Regions from separate parts of the Homo sapiens genome. Here region 2 is linked to region 1. A link is a loop called in an ENCODE intact Hi-C map of the cell type or tissue named here. Cell type or tissue: CD14-positive monocyte. All regions are shown on one strand. Each heading gives the region's core, and the rest is flanking DNA. Links, peaks and the distances in the headings are about the cores only. Region 1 has its middle 53 kb from the start of DOCK9-DT. Region 2 has its middle 40 kb from the start of DOCK9-DT.

Evidence for each region. Peaks named below come from ENCODE experiments on the same cell type or tissue, not always from the same donor. Only the 100,000 strongest peaks of a DNase experiment are listed, where the experiment ranks them.
Region 2: it touches region 1 in a loop (2.3-fold over the local background); 4 of 110 quality-filtered maps call a loop at or near these places.

Annotation. Positions count from the first base shown.
Region 1 is chr13:99,031,717-99,035,716 of GRCh38, reverse strand. It overlaps a transcript of DOCK9 not described here. Among named protein-coding and RNA genes, the nearest start is that of DOCK9-DT, 53 kb to the left of the region's middle. In CD14-positive monocyte, for the core only: CTCF peaks have their summits at 1,486 and 1,686 (motif pointing right); no DNase peak of the experiment used is centred there; H3K27me3 peaks cover 4,000 bases.
Region 2 is chr13:99,118,087-99,134,874 of GRCh38, reverse strand. No RefSeq gene overlaps it. Among named protein-coding and RNA genes, the nearest start is that of DOCK9-DT, 40 kb to the right of the region's middle. RefSeq lists enhancers at 9,707-9,806, 14,822-14,881. In CD14-positive monocyte, for the core only: no CTCF peak of the experiment used is centred there; a DNase peak (open chromatin) is centred at 9,744; H3K4me3 peaks cover 798 bases; H3K27me3 peaks cover 4,000 bases.

The DNA of each region.
Region 1 (4,000 bases), core at 1-4,000:
AGATCAAAAAACAATGCCTTATAAAGGATGGAAGTTAGGTTTACTCTTAGTCCAAGTGTAAACAGTTCAGGGTTGATTGATGACTCTACCATTTTGGGGTCCCAGGCTCCTTCTATCTTGTTGCTCTGCCATTTTCCACATAGTACTTCCTTGTAGCAGAAAAGGGAGATGGTATGGGAATGGTGTACTCCTTCCCATTTAAGTGCATGACTTTAAAATTGCACGTATCACTTAACACGTCCCATTAGCTTTAACTTTAACCATCCCATTAACTGGAACCCAATCCAGTAGACACACTTCAGTGCAAGAGAGACTGAGAAATGTAGTTTTTGGCTGGGTAGCCAGAGGCCCACCAGCACTGCTATTACTATATCAAAAGGGAAGGATAGATGTTGGGGTGAGGGAGGTATTCATCAGTCTCTGATAGTGTTCATTCATGTTTTGTGTTGCATTACATTTGATTGGAGTTCAGAATGTTTACTAATATTAAATCTGCTCATTCAAATTTGAGAGATTGAGAGTTGTGACACAACTTAAGTTTCATAATTAATGTTATTGAATTTGATCTTTCTTCTGCATCTTAAAGCACGTGTCTTGAGCAAACCTGCACATGAAAGTTGACATACCAAATGGGAAGCTGAGACAGAAGACAGAAACACAGATTCAGAAACCCACCTTGTTAAGACTGTTCCACTTCATTCTTTAGGAAGTAGGTGACTGTGAAAGTTTTGGAGCAGTGTTAGAATATGACAGATTGGGGTAATGGGAAGATAATCCGGTGGTTCCACATTGATTGCTGGATGACATCCAAATGCATCCATATGGCTTACAAGGAACTGCCTGTCTGTTTCACCTCAACTCCTGGCATCCACCTTTACTGCCTGTGTTCTGGCCACACCGAATCACAGTTCCTTCACTGTTCCTTATTATTACGCATCTCTATGTCTTCTAACAACTCTGCTCACCATTTTTGTTACCTTTTTAAAATAGAAATTTGAAGATTAAGGAAAACAGATAAAGGGCCCTTAAATTGGAGCCTACTCAGGTCCACCTATCTGTCTCTGCTGTTCGTTGAGTGCTGCGGTGTTTCAGGAATGTGTTAGGTGCATTCTTTTTGTCACCTCTCCATCCTCATGGCACCCCTGAGGGGTGTGCCATTATCCATGTTTTGCAGATGAGGAGCTGAGGCAGAAGTTTAATGATTGACTCAAGGTTACAACAGTCAGAAACTGACAGAACCAGGAATTTTGGCTGACTTCTGAGCCTGGGTTTTTCCCACCACATATTGTTCTCTTTGGAAAGAAGGTCTTAGGCTTAAGATGATTAGTAAACACAGTATATCAAGGGGCTGTGGAATCTCTGGGAGCTTCAGCTTCAGTTTGGAGTTACACCTCTTGGGTGTGCTACTGGAGAGCTGTTACCTCAGTGACTTGTGATGTGACCTGCTTTGCCGACTCTGTACTTATGTTGGGGGAAACTGGGGAAATGAGGGAGGAAGCAAATTTGGAATATGGTTTTAACCAGTTGGAATGAATTCATCCTTGACTCCTGAAAGCTTGTAATCTTCATAATCTCTTTTCTAGTGTTGCTATTTTGGATATGAGGTATGGGATAGCAGATGAATGCTTTAGGGTTGTGTGAGCTGAACAGTATTAAAAATGTGCTTTTCTCTCATCCTGAGGATCTTCCATTAATCCACTAGATGGAGCAGCTGGTTTGAATATATTTCATGATTAGAAGTTGGAAGAAAAGACATGGTGTTCATATCAGAGCCATGTCACAGACCCCCTGAAGTTGGCCAGGCATTTTGATCTCTATTTTTTCCTCTCTAAATATAAAACTTTTATTTACTCAGCACATCTATATGTAGGGAGCATTTGAGGTTCTTCTGGGACCTGACAGAAAACCATCATGGTAGAGTAGAAAGAATTCTAATCTGAAGTCTGGGGATGTGAGAGTAGAAGTCCTAGTTCAGACACTTTAGTTCTCTGTGACTTTGGTCTTTAACCGTCTTTAAGCCTCAGTGTCCTCACTTTTATCACTGTTGCAATAGGTGAGATGTGAGATGTGCCTTCTACAGGTTAGGTATATTGGGCCTCTGTGCCATCCCTTTAGACCACCTGCGCGATCAAAGATGCACGAGCTTCCATTTTGCCTGACTTGAAACTGCACTCGCTGACAGTGTCTACAACATGGAAAATCCATCCCACTGAAGACTGGAGGGTTTGTTGACGGCATTAGTTCATTTGCCTTTGTGATACTTCCGTCACCCACGGGCATTCCCGCTCATGCATGAACCCCTCCTTGGGGCAGTAGTTTCATTCCCTCACAAATGGTTTATCCTATTTTAGGGCAACACTGGTTATTAGAGTTTTTACTTATTGGTCCTGGTTGATCCTTCCAGAGCAGCCCATATCTTGTAATCTTATCTGTCTTTCATATTCAGATTTTCTGTTTTAGAACTAAGGTGGAATATTTGTTTTTTGCCTTCTCTACTACTGGTCCTGCCTGAATGATATGCTATATAAGAAATTAGACATGTTATCAAAATGCTTTTTAGTTTTTAGTTCTCAACTGATAGATAGGAAGGTGGCTATGTATGTTTAAATCTGCTACCTGTACTCAGATGTCTTAAAACATCATATGTCCTAGAATTTTAAGGTTTCATAACAAGGAACTATTCTTTAACAGTTGTTGACACATTTGTTCCTAAAAGCCAATGATGTCTTACTTAGACTACTGGAATCTGCTCCTAAGTGTTTAATGAAGTGAAATTAAAACTTCCATTTTTAGGTAGCTTTGAACTATGGGAATGTGTAACCTCACTACTCCTGATTTCTGTTAATTTTTAATTAAATACACATCTGCTAAATTAAAGACTTTCACATAGGTTGACATTCTTGTTGTTTGCCAAATACAAGAGTTTGTGATATTTGGAAACAGACTCTTCAAGTATTCCTTTTAAACTATACAGATTTTGTATTTCAAGTGGAAAGCTACAAAACACCAACTCTGTTTTAATTTGTCATATAAATTAATAAATTTATGTCATGTAAATTAATAAATTTATGTCATGTAAATTAATAAATTTATGTCATATAAATTAATAAATTTATAGTACTTCCCCTTTCAGTTGAGGAAGAGGACCTAGCCTCAGCCTTATCTTTCCCAAAGAGGGGTTTTAGGGGTGCGTATATTTGAATGAATTTTGGAATCAGGTTTTTTTTTTTTTTTGAGATGGTGTCTCACTCTGTTGCCCAGGCTGAAGTGTGGAGTGCAGTGGTGTGATCTCAGCTCACTGCAGCCTCCACCTACTGGGTTCAAGCAATTCGCCTGCCTCTGCCTCCCAAGATGCTGGGACTACAGGCACACGCCGCCACTTCTGGCTAATTTTTTTTTTGTATTTTTAGTAGAGACAGGGTTTCACTATGTTGCCCAGGCTGGTTTCGAACTCCTGAGCTTAGACAATCGGCCTGCCTAGGCCTCCCAAAGTGCTAGGATTACAGGCGTGAGCCACCGCACCCAGCCTGGAATCAGTTTTAACAGTGTATAATCTCATTGGCACTCCTTGGACTGAAGCCACTTAGCATTAAAATGTACCTTGATCTCCTGGTGACCTCCAGTGACCCACATTGATGACTCTGATGGGTTATCATTAGTTCTCCCCAGGAAATTTGAATCATCAGGATGTTTCTTTGGTTACATAATATATTTAACCCAGGTACTGGCTATTATGAAATCAAGAAGCATATCTTCCCAGAAGTGTCCTTGTGTGTGTTCATTTGTGGAAGTTGGAGGAATCAAATCTCTCCCTCTCTTTAGAGGTGTGTTTTGGAATGCCCTAAGCAGGCTGCTGTGACATCAGCCCTTGAATTTACTCTGGTTCTCATCAGGAACATTAGGAATAATTCCTCATCTTCCATGGAAGAAGGTGGAACATGAAGCAAGCCTGAAAACAAAAGCTTTACATTGGCTATGTGTGAACCACCTTTGCTGTTTT
Region 2 (16,788 bases), core at 7,255-11,254, 92 kb before region 1:
TCAAGTCCCACTCATGCCCATGTGGAGAGGACTATACAGGGCACAAACATGAGTGCCACCCGATGGTCTGTTGGCCACAAAGTCTAAGTGCAGAAAGTCTTGAACACCAAAATAAAGAGTTTGGACGTTTTACTACAGTCAGTGAAGCTACTTTTGAGCAATGGAGGATGAAAATGGAGGATGGACTAACATCAGTGTGTAGGAAAGACGGGTATTGGGAGAAGACAGAGGTGGGTGGAGAGAAAGGCACCCCGATGAAAGAGAAAGAGGATCTGGCCAGCACTGGTGGTGTGGGAAGGAGGCATAGATCTGGGGACACCACAGAAGTAGAATCAAATGCACTCACCGATACTTGGCCAAGGCAAGTTGCTGATACAGCAACCGTAGGTCCCGGATTTTCTGGAATGGACACATTTCCAAGCATTCTTATCAGAGTATATGTCTCACATTGGAGCTTAGCTAATGTGCCCTCAGCGTTGCAGTACGCTGAGGGGCATTGTCCCCTGTGTCTCAGCCAGAGGGGTGGAATCTGCTTTCTCCCTTATTTTGGAGCCTGTTTTCCCCCTTATTTTGGAGCCTGTTTTCCACTGCCTGGCCTCTTCTCCAGTCTCATTTTTTAAAATCTTAGACTGATGCCCATGAAGGATTTTTATACCTTGGTGACCTCCAACCATGGCCAAGCCTGCTTTCTACATTCACACAAAAACCTTCATGCATCTACAAACACACACACATGCCCTTTTGCACACACATTATCCTCTGTAACACATCATCTTACTTGCTTGATTTTCCAAGCATGGTTCTGGTTGAAATGGCCTGGGCTTCCCATTTATCACCATGGCCCGGTCCTCAGCTGGGTGCCATTGTTGCCTCTTCCCTGCCCCTTGCCTAAGCCCAGGGGGCTCATCACAGCTCCTCCAGCTCCGTGCTCAGGAGCTGTTGGTGCCTGGCGAGCTCTAAGGCTTGAAAATTATGTGCTGGCCCTGACCCCATGATGAGAATTAGAGCTGACAGTTTTCTGGAAAACAAAAAAAATCTGTTACTTTTCCTGTTATATCTTCTCCCCATAGAATCTTCCCAGGGAATTTCTAAGTTGGTTAAAACCCACCTGACTGAATTCCATATTCTTCACAGCACTGATTTTTCTCCTTCCTTACTCAGACTTCCACCTCACTGCTTTGGTGATAAGGCCAAAGGGACAAGTAGCAATGAAAAAAAAATCGAATAAACTTTAAAAAATGAGTAAATACAGTTCATAGCTCTTCCTTCTTATTAAACAACATGGTACCCTTCATTTCTCTTTGCCCCAATCACCCTTTTAATTCAGCCAGAAGTGCTCCTCTGCCTTTTGGCTGTGAAAGCTTTTACTTCTTCTGGTGCTATTCTTTTCATTCTGCTGTCTGAGTTTTCCAGCACTGTCTTCTGAGAGGGCATTATAGGAAGTGGGGGTGGCAGCAGGTCAGTGTGTCACATGTCACATTCCAAGCCTCCTCTGGCTTGACAGCCAGGAGACCTACAGTTATTACTGAACTTCATATGATCAAACTGAGCAAACTGGCAAAAAATATGTGCAGTTTCTTGGGGGATATTTTAGACATTACGGCTTAGCCAAACTTGTTCCATCTTCCCTGGAAAGTGTTACAGAAGATAAAACAACAGTAAATATGGATTTTTCCAAGCTATTATTTGTTATATCAGTCTGTGACTTTTAGGTTACCTTCCTACTCCTCTTGTTAACATTTCAATTAATTGTGTTAATCAACTCAGTAAAGATTTGGTTTGTAATGATGGATATGTATCACCTACCTCCTAGGGACCAGCTTTAGTTTTCAATCTAATATTTATTTATTTAGGAACTGGCTGTTTTGAGCATTTGTGTATTTTGTCTGTGGCTCATTTCTCTAAGGCTAGATTCTTTTAAAACACTGAAGTACAAATGAGGACAGTTATATAATCAAACGATGGTTTGATAACAGGCACAATGGGCATTAGCCACAAAATGTGCATTTGAAGATCAGACAGCAAGACAGAGAGAAAATAGACTGGAACCAAAAAAGGAACACAGCCTCAGGGACCAGTGGGGCTGTAACAAATGTAACAGTGACATCCATGTCACTGGCATCCCTGACCTTTGACCAGTGGGAGCTGGAGAGCACATACTACTCCTTCTGAAGGGCTTTCTGAGATCCAGTGGTCTACACCACCTGTCTGAACACCTGACCTTTGACCAGTGGGAGCTGGAGAGCACCTACTACTCCTTCTGAAGGACTTTCTGAGATCCAGTGGTCTACACCACCTGTCTGAACACATCCCAGGAGACCAAGCATTCAGTTGTGCTTCTTAGGAAGCTGCAGCCAGCTGGCTGGGCCTCTGTGCCTGCTCTCCCTCCTCCCTGCTTCAGACTCCTCTCCCTTCAAACTGCTTCCTGGAGACCACACTCCCCATTGACCTGTTACTGCATCAGATTTGATTCTGTTTTCTAGCAAGCCCATCTCTTTTTATGCTTCTGAATCCTGTTATTTATCCTCATTATGTCTTCTCATTTTTCCCCTCATGATTGGCATCTCTTTGTACATTTTCTGTCTTTTAAGCCTTTTTCTATTTGTCTTCTATACCACCATTTTGTCTTTTAATCTTTTAGTTAAACCTTTTTCAGCTCCAGAAAGTTTGTGTGTATGTGTGTGTGCGTGTGCCATAGTCAAATTCTGTTATGAGCTCTTATATTTTAGTTGAAGTTTTTGTCTGTCTTCTCTAACAATTTTATTTCCCTAAAACCTATCTATTGTGGGTATTCTTTTTTTGATGTTTTTCTGAGATGGAGTCTCTCTCTGTCACCAAGACTGGAGTGCAGTGGCAGTGGCACAATCTTGGCTCACTGCAGCCTCCGCCTCCTGGGTTCCAGTGATTCTCCTGCCTCAACCTCCCCAGTGCCTGGGATTATAGGCATGCACCACCATGCCTAGCTAATTTTTCTATTTTTAGTAGAGACGAGGTTTCACCATGCTGGCCAGGCTGGTCTTGAACTCCTGACCTCAGGTGATCTGCAAACCTTGGCCTCCCAAAATGCTAGGATTACAGGCGTGAGCCACCATGCCCAGCCTATTATGGGTATTCTGATTATGTTTTCTCTGTTGCTACTGTGTCACCTTAAGTTATTTGTATTCGTTTCCTATGGCTGCTGTAAAAGATTACAACTTTGTGACTTCAAATGACACAAATTCATTGTCTCATGATTCTGGAGATCAGAAGTCCTAAAATCAAGATGTCAGCAGAATTGCATTCCTCCTGGAGGCTCTCGGGGAGAATCCATTTCCATGCTCTCTTCAGCTTCTTTCTAGAGGCTACCTGCCTTCCTCGGCATGCAGTCCCTTCCTCCATCTTCAAAGCACTCACTCCAACCTCTGCTTCTGTTGTCATATTTCCCTCTTTGACTCTGACCTTCCTAGTCTTCTCTTATAGGAACCCTGTGATTACACTTAGGGCCTACCTGGATTATTTAGAACAATCTCTTATCTCAAGATTTAAAGTTATATCTGCAAAGTGCCTTTTGTCATAGAAGGTAATACATTCATGGGTTCCAGGGATTAGGATGTGGACATTGTTGGGGTGGTATTATCAGTCTACCCCAGTACTTAAATGGAGGCCATCCTGTGAATGATGAAAGCAAGACAGTGTCTGCCCTGTTGACCTGCAGTGTGACAGGTGACATAAAATCAGTTCTCTATTGTGATGCTGTGTCATCTTCTGAGCTATGTGGGCTCATGTCCTCAGCCTCATCAGGAAAGCTGCATCAATCTCCTTCCTTCCCTTCTTCTCTAGCTCATTGGAATTCATGGATACCAGTAGGCTCTCCCCAAGATGCCTGTAAGGGATCAGAATTATTCTTCTTCTTGGCGGGGTGGGGGATCTATGATGGTTAATTTTATGTCAACTTGCCTTGGCCATGGTACCCAAACACTTGGTTAAATGCCAGTCTAGATGTGATATGCATGTATTTTTTAGATGGCATTAGCATTTAAATCAGTAGACTCTAAGTAAAGCAGCTTATCCACCATAATCTGGGTGGGCCTCATCTAATCACTGAAAGGCCTTAAGAAAAACATTGAGGGAATTCTGCCTCCAGGCTGTCTTCAGACCAGAGCGGCAACACCAGGTCTTCCCTGGGTCTCCAGCCTGCCCTGCACATTTCAGGCTCGCCAGCCCCTGACAATTGCATGAGCCAATTCCTTAGTGAACCATCCTATTGATTCTGTTTTTCTGGAGAACGCTGACTAATATGGGGTTTATGGATCTCCACAGACCAAACTCTCTCCAAGAAGGCTTCTCTGATCTTACCCCAGGGCTTTGCTGCTGGCCAGCCTCACCCCTCCGATCCGGCAGGGGGAAGGTCCTGGCCAACTCTAACAGAATGGTGGCAGAGCCCAAGGCCCCCTTCTGTATTCCAGATTCTTCTGGAGTTGATTGGAGTTCAGAAGAAACAGAACATCTGGATATTGAAGATGCCTTTTCCCCAAAGTTTCTCTTAAGATTCTTTTTATTTTGAATTGACTTTATTTTTTAGAGCAGTTTTAGGTTTACTTGCGACAAAGACACAGAGATTTCCCCTATGCTCCCTGCCCCCTACACATGCATAGCCTTCCCTGTTTTTAACATTCCCCTACCAGAGTGGTACATTTGCCATAATTGATGAGCCTACATTGACACATCGTCATCGCCCAAAGCCCGTAGTTGACATCAGGATTCACTCTCGGTGCTGTGGATTCTATGGGTGTGGAAAAACGTACAATGGCATGCATCCGCCATTATAGTGTCACACAGAGTAGTTTCACTGCCCTAAAAATCCTCTGTGCTCCCCTTCCTCTCTCAAACCTCTGGAAACTAGAATTGATTCTTGAACAACATGGGTTTGAACAGCATGGGCCCAATGATATGCATTTTTTTTCAATAAAAGTTGCACTAAGTATGCCTGCCTTCCCTTCCACCTCCTCTACCTTGCCACCTCTGCTACTCCTGAGACAGCAAGAGAAGTCCTCCCCTTCCTCCTCCTCCTCAGCCCACTCAGTGTGAAGATGTCAAAGATGAAGACCCTTATGATGACCCACTTTCACTTAATGAATACTAAGTATATAGTCTCTTCCTTGTGATTATCTTAGTAACATTTCTTTTCTCTAGCTTTCTTTATTGTAATATAGTATATAACATACAAAATATGTGTTAATTGACTATGTTATCAGTAAGTCTTCTGGCCAACAGTAAGCTACCCATAGTTAAGTTTGGGGGAGTCAAAAGTTATACATGGATTTTCTACTGCATGGAAGGTTGGCACTCCTAACTTTGTTGTTGTTCAAGGATCAACTATATTGATCTCTTTTTGTATCCATTGTTTGTCAGTTCCAAAATTTCATATAGTTGGAATTAGACAGTGTATAATCTTTTCAGATTTGTTTCTTTCACTCAGTAATATACATTTATGTTTCCTCCATGTCTTTTCATGGTTTGATAGCTCATTTCTTTTCAGCATTTAATAGTATGCCATTGCCTGGATGTACCACAGTTTACTTACCCATTTACTTACTGAAGTACAGCTTCTTTGCTTGCACGTTTTGTCATTATAAATAAAACTGCTATAAATATCCATGTGCAGGTGTCTGTGTGAACATAAGTTTCAACTCCTCTGGGTAAATATCGTATAGTGCAATTGCTGGATTGTATGGTAAAGAGTATGTTTAGTTTTTTAAGAAACTGCCAAACTGCCTTCCAAAATAGGTGTACAATTTTGCATTCCCACCAGCAATGCCACAATGCCTGAGAGATCCTGTTGCTCCACATCTTTGCCAGTATTTGGTGTTGCAGTGTTCCGGATTAAGGCTAACCTAATAGGTGTGCAGTGGTATCTCAGTGTTCTTTCAATTTGCATTTCCCTGATGAAACATGTTGTGGAAATCTTTTTTTTTGAGATGGAGTCTCACTCTGTCGCCAGGCTGGAGTGCAGTGGCACCATCTCGGCTCACTGCAACCTCCACCTCCCAGGTTCAAGTGATTCTTATGTCTCAGCCTCCCAAGTAGCTGGGACTGCAGGCACGTGCCACCATGCCCAGCTATTGTTTTTTTCTTTTTTGTATTTTCACTAGAGATAGGGTTTCACCATGTTGACCAGGCTGGTCTTGAACTCATGACCTCAGGTGATCCGCCTGCCTCGGCCTCCCAAGTGCTGAGATTACAGGTGTCAGCCACCGCAGCTGGTGGGAACATCTTTACGTATGCTTATTTACCATCTGTATATGTTCTGTGGTGAGATGTGTGTTAAGGTCTTTGGCCCATTGTTTATTCATGTTGTTTTCTTACAGTTGAGTTTTAAGAGTTCTTTGTGTATTTTTGATCACAGTCCTTTATCAGAGATGCCTTTTGCAAACATTTTCTCCCAGTCTCTGGCTTATCTTTTCATTCTCTTGACAATGTTTCACACAGAGCAGAAATTTTTAATTTTAGTGAAGTCCAGCTTATCAATTCTTTCTTTCATGAATTGTGTCTTTAGTGTTGTATCTAAAAAGCCATCACAAACATCACAAACCCAAGGTCACCTGGGTTTTCTCCTATGTTACATTCTAAGTTTTATATATTCTAGGATTTTGCTTTACGTTAAGGTCTGTGGTCCATTTTGAGTTCATTGTTGTGAAGGGTCTAAGGTCTGTGTCTAGATTCATTTTTTGGCATATGGATGTCCAGTCATTCCAGCACCATTTGTTTAAAAAGACTCTTTCCTCCATTGTATTGTCTTTGATCCTTTTTCGAAGATCAGCTGACCAATTTTATGTGGGTCTATTTCTGGACTCTCTATTCTGTTCTGGGAATTTATTTGTCTATTATTTTGTCAATACCACACTGTCTTGGTTACTGGAGCTTTATGGTAAGTCTTGTCAGGTGATGTCAGTCCTCCAACTTTGTTCCTCTCCTTCAATATTTTGTTGGCTATTCTGGGACTTTTGCCTCTCCATATAAACTTTAGAACCAGGTTCAAGCGATTCTCCTGCCTCAGCCTCCTGAGTAGCTGGGATTAGAAGCAACGCACCATCACGCCCAGCTAATTTTTGTATTTTTAGTAGCGACGGGGTTTCACCATGTTGGTCAGGCTGGTCTCGAACTCCTGACCTCGTGATCCGCCCACCTTGGCCTCCCAAAGTGCTGGGATTACAGGCATGAGCCACCGCGCCCGGCCTAATTTTTGTATTTTTAGTAAAGACGGGGTTTCACCATATTGACAAGACTGGTCTCGAACTCCTGACCTCAGGTGATCCACCTGCCTCGGGCTCCCAAAGTGCTGGCATGAGCCGCCACGCCTGGCCCATATTTTGTTATATGTATACTTGAGTATTTAATTTATTGGTGCTAATATAAATGGTTTTATGTTTTTAATTTTAAGTTTCTCTGGATTCTTTTTGAGTCCAGTTTTATAATCCAGAGTTTTGTTCTCTTTACAGAATTTTATCATGCCCTGCTTTGATAACTTTGCATCTTATATCTTCACCCAGTGAAATGACAAACACATAAAATAAGTATGAGCCATGGATACATCCCAGAAACTGTTTCTTTGGTTTAGGATACAATGAATTTTTTATCTTAGTCTCTCATTTTTCTAAGATCCCATTTTTAAAAATAGGAAATTAAATTTACTTTTGTTCCAATTCTGCTTTAGGAAACTTGGTGTCCCTTTCATCATGGGTCTCAATTTTAACCAGAGGGGTCTCTCCCTCCATTTACTTCTTGAAATCGATGTTCTTCTTCAGGGTTACTCATAGTGTGACCTGCCAGATCTCCTGCCCCTGCACCTGCCCAGCCACCTCCTAATGGACTAATATGCGCCCCACTACAAGCTCAGCAATTTGAACTTCCCATGCTTAGCTTTGGGGCCAGTTCTGGCTTTAGCTGCAGGGATATTTAAAAGTTTAGTTCAATAGATGAAGTGAGTCCTCACCAAATCTGTTGTGTTGCTGTTTTTTCTTGAACCACAGTTCTAGTTCTAGTTCTAGTGACTGAATTCCTCACTGCCACTAAGTACACAGTTCCAAAGTCTTCTAGACTTACTTCTGGAGCCTGACAAGTGACTGTTCCTTTAGCCAGTACTGGGGCTTCCAGACATCATTGCTTCTGTTTTTTTTTGTTTGTTTGTTTTCAGTTTTTTTTTAAATTTCAATGGTTTTGGGAGTACAGGTGGTTTTTGGTTACATAGATGAGTTCTTTAGTGGTGAATTCTGAGATTTTAATGCACCCATCACCTGAGCAGTCTTTTATCCCTCACCTCGCTGCCAACCTCTTTCCTTGCATCCCCAAAGTCCATCACATCACTCTATATGTTTTTGCATCCTCATAGCTTAGCTCCCACTTTTGAGTGAGAACATACGATATTTGGTTTTCCATTCCTGAGTCACTTCACTTAGAATAATGGCCTCCAGCACCATCCAGGTTGCTGCATAAAGACATTTCATTCCTTTTTATGGCTGAGTAGTATTCCGTGGTGTATATATAGCACATTTTCTTTTTCTTACTTGTTGGTGGACACTTAGGTTGGTTCCATATCTTTGCAATTGGAAATTGTGCTGCTATAAACATGTGTGTGCATATGTCTTTTTCACATAATGACTTATATTCCTTTGGGTAGATTCCTGGTAGTGGGATTGCTGGATCAAATGGTAGTTCTCCTTTTAGTTCTTTAATGGTAGATCTACTTTTAGTTTTTCTTTTTTGTTTTGTTTTTTGTTTTGAGACAGTCTCGCTCTGTCGCCAGGCTGGAGTGCAATGGCGCGATCTCGGCTCACTGCAACCTCCGCCTCCCAGGTTCAAGTGATTCTCCTGCCTCAGCCTCCCGAGTAGCTGGGACTACAGGCGTGCACCACCATGCCCAGTTAATTTTTGTATTTTTAGTAGAGACAGGGTTTCACCATGTTGGCCAGGATGGTCTCGATCTGTTGACCTCGTGATCTGCCTGCCTTGGCCTCCCAAAGTGCTGAGATTACAGGCGTGAGCCACTGTGCCCGGCCTACTTTTAGTTTTTAGTGCTTGTCTGTTTGGATCATCACACATTACTTGCTCCCTGCTGCCAGGCCTCAGTCTGCGCTACACCCATATACTACTTATTTTCTAGACTTCCAAAGTGCTGGGCACCACCCAGTCCTCTGCCAGGCACGGTCCTCTCTGCAGGTGATCCGCTGCCTGTGTGGGGGTCTCCTCCCTCCAAGCAACCATTTTCACCCACAGGCATGTCTCAACTCCAGGTGCAGACCCCTCCCTGACTGTCCTGTTCCATCAACTCCGGTTCTGTTAAAAGGATGTGAACTTTACAGACTTCCCAGCAAGGCAGCTCCTTGGAGGCAGAGACCTCATTTGGAATACGCTCAACTATATTAAAATGTGATTTTGCTCAACCATATGAAACACTCAGTTGTTAGGACAAAAAAAAAAAAAAACCCTGCTTTTCACATTCCCATTTTACCTCTACAATGTATCATTTCATCAAACACCAATTCACAAATGGAACTTACATAGCTCGTTAACTACAGTGTTTTATTCTCTTATGAAAATATGTCAGAAAGATTTGAGAGTCTGGGACTGTGGTGAAGCCCCCATCAGCCCGGGCATATGGTGGGGGAGGTCAGGAACATTTTCTTCCAGCTCTCTTCAGACAGCAGCCAGACAGTTTTCAGCGCCTTTTTTTTTTTACCGTTTTGGTGACTCATTTCCTCACTTGAGACACAGAAATATGAATGCAGTGTCAACCAACCATAAAGGAGTGTTACGAGAGTTCTGGTCATGGAGTAATCATAATTGTATTTGGTATATGATTTGACCGTATTTATTCATAATATAATACTCTAGGGTTTGAACATCTTATTTTTGGTTCTGCTGTGAACTATATAGAACGTGATGGAAAATCACTCCCTGCACATTACCCTGGGCTGCAGTGTCCATAAAAGGCGATATGCTGGCTCAAGAAATTGAAATTGAATGATTTCATAACCAACCTGTGAGCCTCGCTTCCTCCTTCACATATGAAAGCACGTTGGCACAGAGGGGAGAAAATTTTTTTTTCATATGTTTCCACCTCACAGCTCCTTTTCTAGGTCTCCTAGTTGGAAAGACATTGATTTCTACGTGGGAAGACTTTTGCACCTGCAAGAATCCTTCACGGTCATATAGTGTCACCTCTCTCCCAAGGCAGAAATCCCATCTGCAATATTGATCAATGACCTGTCAAGGATGAATTAATTGAGTGCCTACTATGTGCTAGCTAGGCATTGTGCTGAGCCTCACACAATGGCAGACCCTGAGATAAGAATTCAAGTGCCAGGAATTTGAGAAAGGGTCCCGGAAAACACTGGAAATAGTGGACATGAGACAGAGAAGACAAGAAAGCCAATAAAGGATGCACATTATCAAGCAAATTACCACCATGGGCAGATAGAGCTCGATCCCACTAGAGAATTCTGAAAACCAAGACTCAGAATTCATCCAACCAAGGGGCCAGGGATCTGGGGTATTAATCCACCAATTCTCCATCTGTCATGGGTTCAGGCTGCTTTCAGGGGAATGAAATTTCCAGCATGTCTGGCTTCTCCATGCATGGGCACAGTGTGTTTTCAAGGTCAGAAAAAAAAAGGCTTTGAGTGGAGATTTTCAGGGGTCAGCTATAAGTAGAAGTGAATGCCAGTGGGAGGTGGGGCCACTGATACCATCTGCTACATTCAGGAAGACAGAGAATTAAGCTCTTCTCCCTACTTTTGATCTGAAGGAGCAAACGGGGACATTTGCTCCTTGAATCCAGTGGAATCCAAGGGGAAAGCCCTGGAGCAATGGAGGTGATGAGTTTGAACGAAGATGTACAAAACCTGAGTTAACTGAGCGTGCAGATGAGCAGAGAGAAGAAAAATGGCTCTAGATGACATCAGGCCATGACTAGTCATCAGTTGCCACATGAGGTTTTCAGGAATGACATGGAAATACCAGCTTTCCACAGCTGTCTGGCTCTCCCCAGGGAAATGGGAAACCCTGGTACAGAGTCGAACCTTGGGCAAAAGGGTTGGAAGGAAGCAGGTGATCTGGGCAGAGCTGCCAGCTCTTCCTCCTTCCCTGGGGAGAACTAGTTGAAAATGAGTGTAGGGAGCCTGGCAGGAGAGCCAGCAAGGCAGGCTAACCCCAGAGGTGTGTAAGTGCAAAGGCTTCACGGCCATGCTTTCAGCAGACCTGGCACTGTTCAGTGCTGTCACCCAAGCCAGCCGAGGCTGGCCTAAGCCCACTTGCTTGTGGGGAGGGGGAGCTCATGCCCCGCTGGCTATAGGTTTTTTGGGTTATGAAACTAGGCAGGGCTAAGCCTGGAAAAAGTCCGAAATCATTAGTGGAGTCTGCGGTGTGCTAGGGCAGGTGGAGGCAACTTTCCTCAGTAAGGCAGTTCGCGGCCAGTGCTGCGGTTGGTTGGGATGTTCTTTGGGCAGACTGAAGTCTACCTACCTTGAACTTTCCCTTCATTCTACTGCTGCCCTTTGGAATGCCCTGATGATTCCCAGGAAAGTTTTGAGAATACAGCACCTGGCCCATGCTGCTGATAAAGATTCCCTTTTGGATAGGTGTTTGTGGTTTGTGATGATGTAACTAATGATTTTGTTTCCCTGGTTTCAAGCTAGACTGTTCTAGTCCATATATTTCCAGGAAAACAACTCTGCCGTGGATACACGTAGGGTGTGTAGTGTGTTCCTGCCACGCTCCTCATCCCTGCCCTTTGACTTCCCATCTCGGGTTCACAATGCCAGGCACTGGCTCCAGCAGAAATGTCTTTCTCCTTTTCCTTGGCTCTTCCGTTCCATACCCACCACCAGGCTTTCCCTGTGTTGTAATGTCCACGCTTCTTAAAGGATTTTAAATGGACTCAACGTTTATTCGGATTATCTCTCATTGAAATACCCATATTTTACCACACTGTGAACCTGTCATATCAATAAAGAAGAGCTTTCAGCTGGTCGTGGTGACTCACCCCTATAATCTCAGAACTTTGGGAGGCTGAGGCGGGAGGATTGCTTGAGGCCAGGAGTTCAAGATCAGCCTGGGAAATGTGGCAAAACCCTGTCTCTACAAAATAAAAACTAAAATAGCATGTGCTTGTATTTCCAGCTACTTGGGAGGCTGAGGCAGGAGGATCGCTTGAGTCCAGAAGGTAGAGGCTACAGTGGGCTATGATCACACCACTGCACTCTGGCCTGGGTGAGAGGGCCAGACCTTGTTGAAGAAGAAGAAAGAGGAGGAGGAGGACTTTCATTCATTTTATGTTAACTGAAACTTAAAGCATAGGAAAGGTTTAGAATGAAATGCTCTGCATGTTAGGTGACAAAGCACGATAACAAAACACAAAGCTGGCATTCTACCCAAAAGCAAAAGGAAAACAACCTTTTGCTTGTTTAGCCAAAACAGCAACTTTAAGAATGAATAACATGATGCTCATGTATTGGCAAGTCTGCCCCCTTGTACTTTGGTGAATTTGTATAAATGATATTCTTACATTGCAATCAGGATTTGAAACACTGCTTTTTCTCAGATGGAAACAAGCCTTTTATTGTTCACTCTGCTCTGAAGCACCACCCCAGTGTTAAAGCACAACCACCGAGTGGAGATAATTAGATGAACCTAGAAGTTCTAGCAGGGAATTGAAAAGTTTGGCCAAAAGAGCTTGTACCTTTGAAGTGAAACATTTTCTATTTCATTTTAGTTGCATGTTTATGAGGTCCTGAGAAATTAAAAATCATGTGTTCTGGTTACAGCTGGCACCCGCACCAAAGGGAGAGAAACAGCAAGCCACACCCAAAAGAGGAAAAGAACAAGAATGAGAATTCCACAAAAAAGAAGCTCATGAAGAAGAATAAGATTATTTTTCTTGCCTATAATAAAGGAGTTAGAACGGGGCTTTCCCAGCATGGAGAATAATAGCCCTTTCTTTTTCACTTGTGGTTGTCCCCAGCTCTCATTCATTTCACTAGTGTTCTAATAATGTGAGATATCTCAGTAATGAATTTTTAATCGTAACTTTCATTCATAATATAGTTTAAAAACTTACATCTGGATAATTTACACATATATTCTCCAAGATAAATAGATATAGATATCTGTTTTGATAAAACACTTTATTTTTCTAAGTATTATGGCTCCTGAATCTGCTATGTGTATTTAATGTGAATATATTTCTTTTCTAAATGATTAATATCTTTTCCCATTTTCATCGGGAACTCCATTGCATTAATTTCTACCCTACTAAAAAAGAAACCCCTTTTAAAGTTAGGTGAAGGGTATTTTTTCCCATTCTTTTAATACTTCTTACTAACGGACATAAAAGTAGGTTATGTCCTACTTCTAGAAGAGGGCCTGTGTGAGACAAGGAACACATGAAAGGGAGTTGTCACTTAAAAAAAATTATTCTCTATTTTCTGAAGTCATCTATATACATTATTTTGTTTCCTTTGGAGTAGAGAAACGTGAATTCATGATGAAATCTAAAGCCTAGAGGAAAGGTAATGACAAATTAAAAGGAAAAACAAGCTATTCAAAAAAATAAACAGAGCAAACAACGGTGGGTTTAGAAGTGAGGTCAAAAGAGGAGAATATGAAACATCTCTTGATAATAGTCTTTTAATTTCCAAATTAAGGTCTAAATTTTTCAAACGTGCTTTGTGAATTTTCATTGATAGGTTGAAGAGAAAAGGACCAGAAATATCAGCAAATCATTCTTGTGTCATAATTTTTCTCATTTTTTTGAGTAAGGCAAGATTTTTCTTCCACCTTCACAACACTGCCAAATACATCTTATTTAGATTTTCTAAAGCAGGAGTTTAGACTGATGTTTGCATGACTGAAGCCTGGCATGGAATCATCACAGAGGTTACAAGAATGTTAATTGCATCTATTAACCCCAACTGCCTCTCAGGCATTACTTTCTTAATTCTTCCAAAAAATTCTTTAAGGCATGTACTTTACAAATAAGAATGGTGAGCCTTAAACAATGCTAAAAGTGGAACTAGAGATGGAAGCAGAGGTCTGCCGGTCTCTAAAGCTAAAGTACCAAATAACTCCCATGTTGAAGTCAACAAGCTGATAGAGATAGAAGGATGGAGAAAAGGATGGAAGAAGTATGGTTTAAAATAAGGCTCTTTCTCAGAGGTGTGAGTGAATGGGCTTGAGAGTTAAAACTGGAAGTAGTTGTTAGGGTGGGAATCAAAGTAAAACTTGGGTTCAGATTTAATTTAAGGCTGGCATTAGAATTACGATTTTATTGAAGGTTTGGGGTAGGGATCACCTCTATATTTGCGATTAAAATAGAGGTTCATTCAGAGTGGAGTCTGCATTAAGTACTGAGAGGGGTTGGAGTAAGGCAGTTGTATTAGTCCATTCTTACACTGCTCATAAGGATATACCTGAGACTACTGGGTAATTTATAAAGAAAGAGAGGTTTGGCCGGGCGCGGTGGCTCACGCCTGTAATTCCAGCACTTCGGGAGGCCAAGGCCGGCGGATCACGAGGTCGGGAGATCGAGATCATCCTGGCTAACACGGTGGAACCCCGTCTCTACTAAAAAATACGAAAAATTAGCCGGGCGTGGTGGCGGGCGCCTGTAGTCCCAGCTACTCGGGAGGCTGAAGCAGGAGAATGGCGTGAACCCGGGAGGCAGAGCTTGCAGTGAGCCGAGATGGCGCCACTGCTCTCCAGCCTAGGGGGACAGAGAGAGACTCGTCTCAAAAAAAAAAAAAAAAAAAAAAAAAGAGAGAGAGAGGTTTAATGGACTCACAGTTCCACGTGGTTTGGGAGGCCTCACAATCATGGCGGAAGGCAGAAGGCAGAAGGCAGAAGTCTTACGTGGCAGCAGGCAAGAGAGAAAATGAGAACCAAGAGAGGGGGGTTTCCCCTTATCAAACCATCAGCTCTCATAAGACTTATTCACTACCATAAGAACAGTACGGGGGAACCACCCCCATGATTCAATTACCTCTCATCGGGTCCCTCCCACAGCACATGGGAATTATGGGAGAGAGTTGGGTGGGGACACAGCCAAACCATATCAGCAGTGTTAACTAAACTTCCCTGAGGATAAGAATCACCCGGGCAACTGCTAAAACAACACATACTTCGTCCTTCTCAGACCTGCTGAATCTGCTGTCTTCCAGGGAAAATGATACCATTCACAGTTGTGCTAAGGTGAGTCTCATCATCAGGAAAGCAGGGGCATGCTGCGCATTGTTCACAATTTTGTCTTACCATGAGAATCATCTGAAGAGCATAAATACTGATGCTTGAACCCACCCCTCAATTAAATCAGAATCTGAAGAGGGCCATTATTATGTTTAAAACACTCCCCAGGTGATTCCAATGGGATACAAGAGTTGAAATCCCAGAGAGATGGTCAGACATGAAAAGAGATACTTCTTTCTTCTGGGTTCATACAGCTCTTCAACTCTTTCTCACGGCAATTTTTGCATATGGCTTGATTTACAAATACTGGTATACCTGTTTTTACAATAGCATTGTAGCCTTCAAGGGCAGAGACAAGATATAACTCCATCACTCATAATGCTTAGCACTGCGATACTGAATAAATATCTATTTGCTCTGTGCATATAGGCATTCAAAGGAAATCCCTGGCAGCTCTGCTCCAGGTCAAGAAATATACCAAGGACACTGCATGCAGATTCACCCAATGAAAGGGACTTCCTCTCCATTTGTTTTATGAATTATCAAGAATCACCCAATGCAAAGCATTTTGTTCATTAATTGGAGTCTGGGGAGCCTTGGCCCTCCAGGTCATTGTCCTATCAACAAGCCATTCCTGGTATCAGCCCTTTCTGGGCAGCTACTGTCCTTAACCTCCCCTAATTCTAGAATGCTCCTTAGTGACTTGCTTGATCAAGATCATGTGGTTTTGAGACCTCGAATGCTAGGTCATAATAAGGGAGGAGAACATCTCTCATATTGTCTTATGCCCAATTTCTGCCTCCAAAGAAAGAAAAAGTAAAAACTAAAAGGCAGAAATGGAATCCACAAGCAGACAGCCCGGCGACACACCCTGGGCCTGGTAGTTAAAGATGGACCCCTGACCTAATCGGTTATGCTATCTACAGATTACAGACATTGTATAGAAAAGCACTGTGAAAATCCCTATCCTGCTTTGTTCTGATCTAATTACCGGTGCATGCAGCCCCCAGTCACGTACCCCCTGCTTGCTCAATTGTCACGACCCTCTCATGCGCACCCCCTTAGAGTTGTAAACCCTTAAAAGGGACAGGAATTGCTTACTCGGAGAGCTCAGCTCTTGAGACAGGAGTCTTGCTGATGCCCCCGGCCGAATAAACCCCTTCCTTCTTTAACTCAGTGTCTGAGGAGTTTTGTCTGCGGCTCGTCCTGCTACAATAAGAATTCTTGCAGCTGCCATCTGGAGTTCTGGGAACACTCACGGCCTTGAGCTGCCAGTTGGAAGTCCAACTACCCTGAGATCACCCTGCTCAAGAAACACATGAAGAGTCCCTGAAATTGCGTGAAGAATGAGATGCCTGGCCACCTCCCAGAGCACCTTCTAGAAGGTTGAGTGTCAAAAGATCTAAAGCCACCTTTAATCTGCTAAAACACATCATTTCAAAAATATCAAGATGATGCCTGACGTATAATACAAAGGAAAATAAAAGTTAAGTAATTTATAATAATACATATTTCAATATTTTGATGCCTCAGGCAAAACACAAAGTAGTAGTCATAAAGAATTCTGGCTGG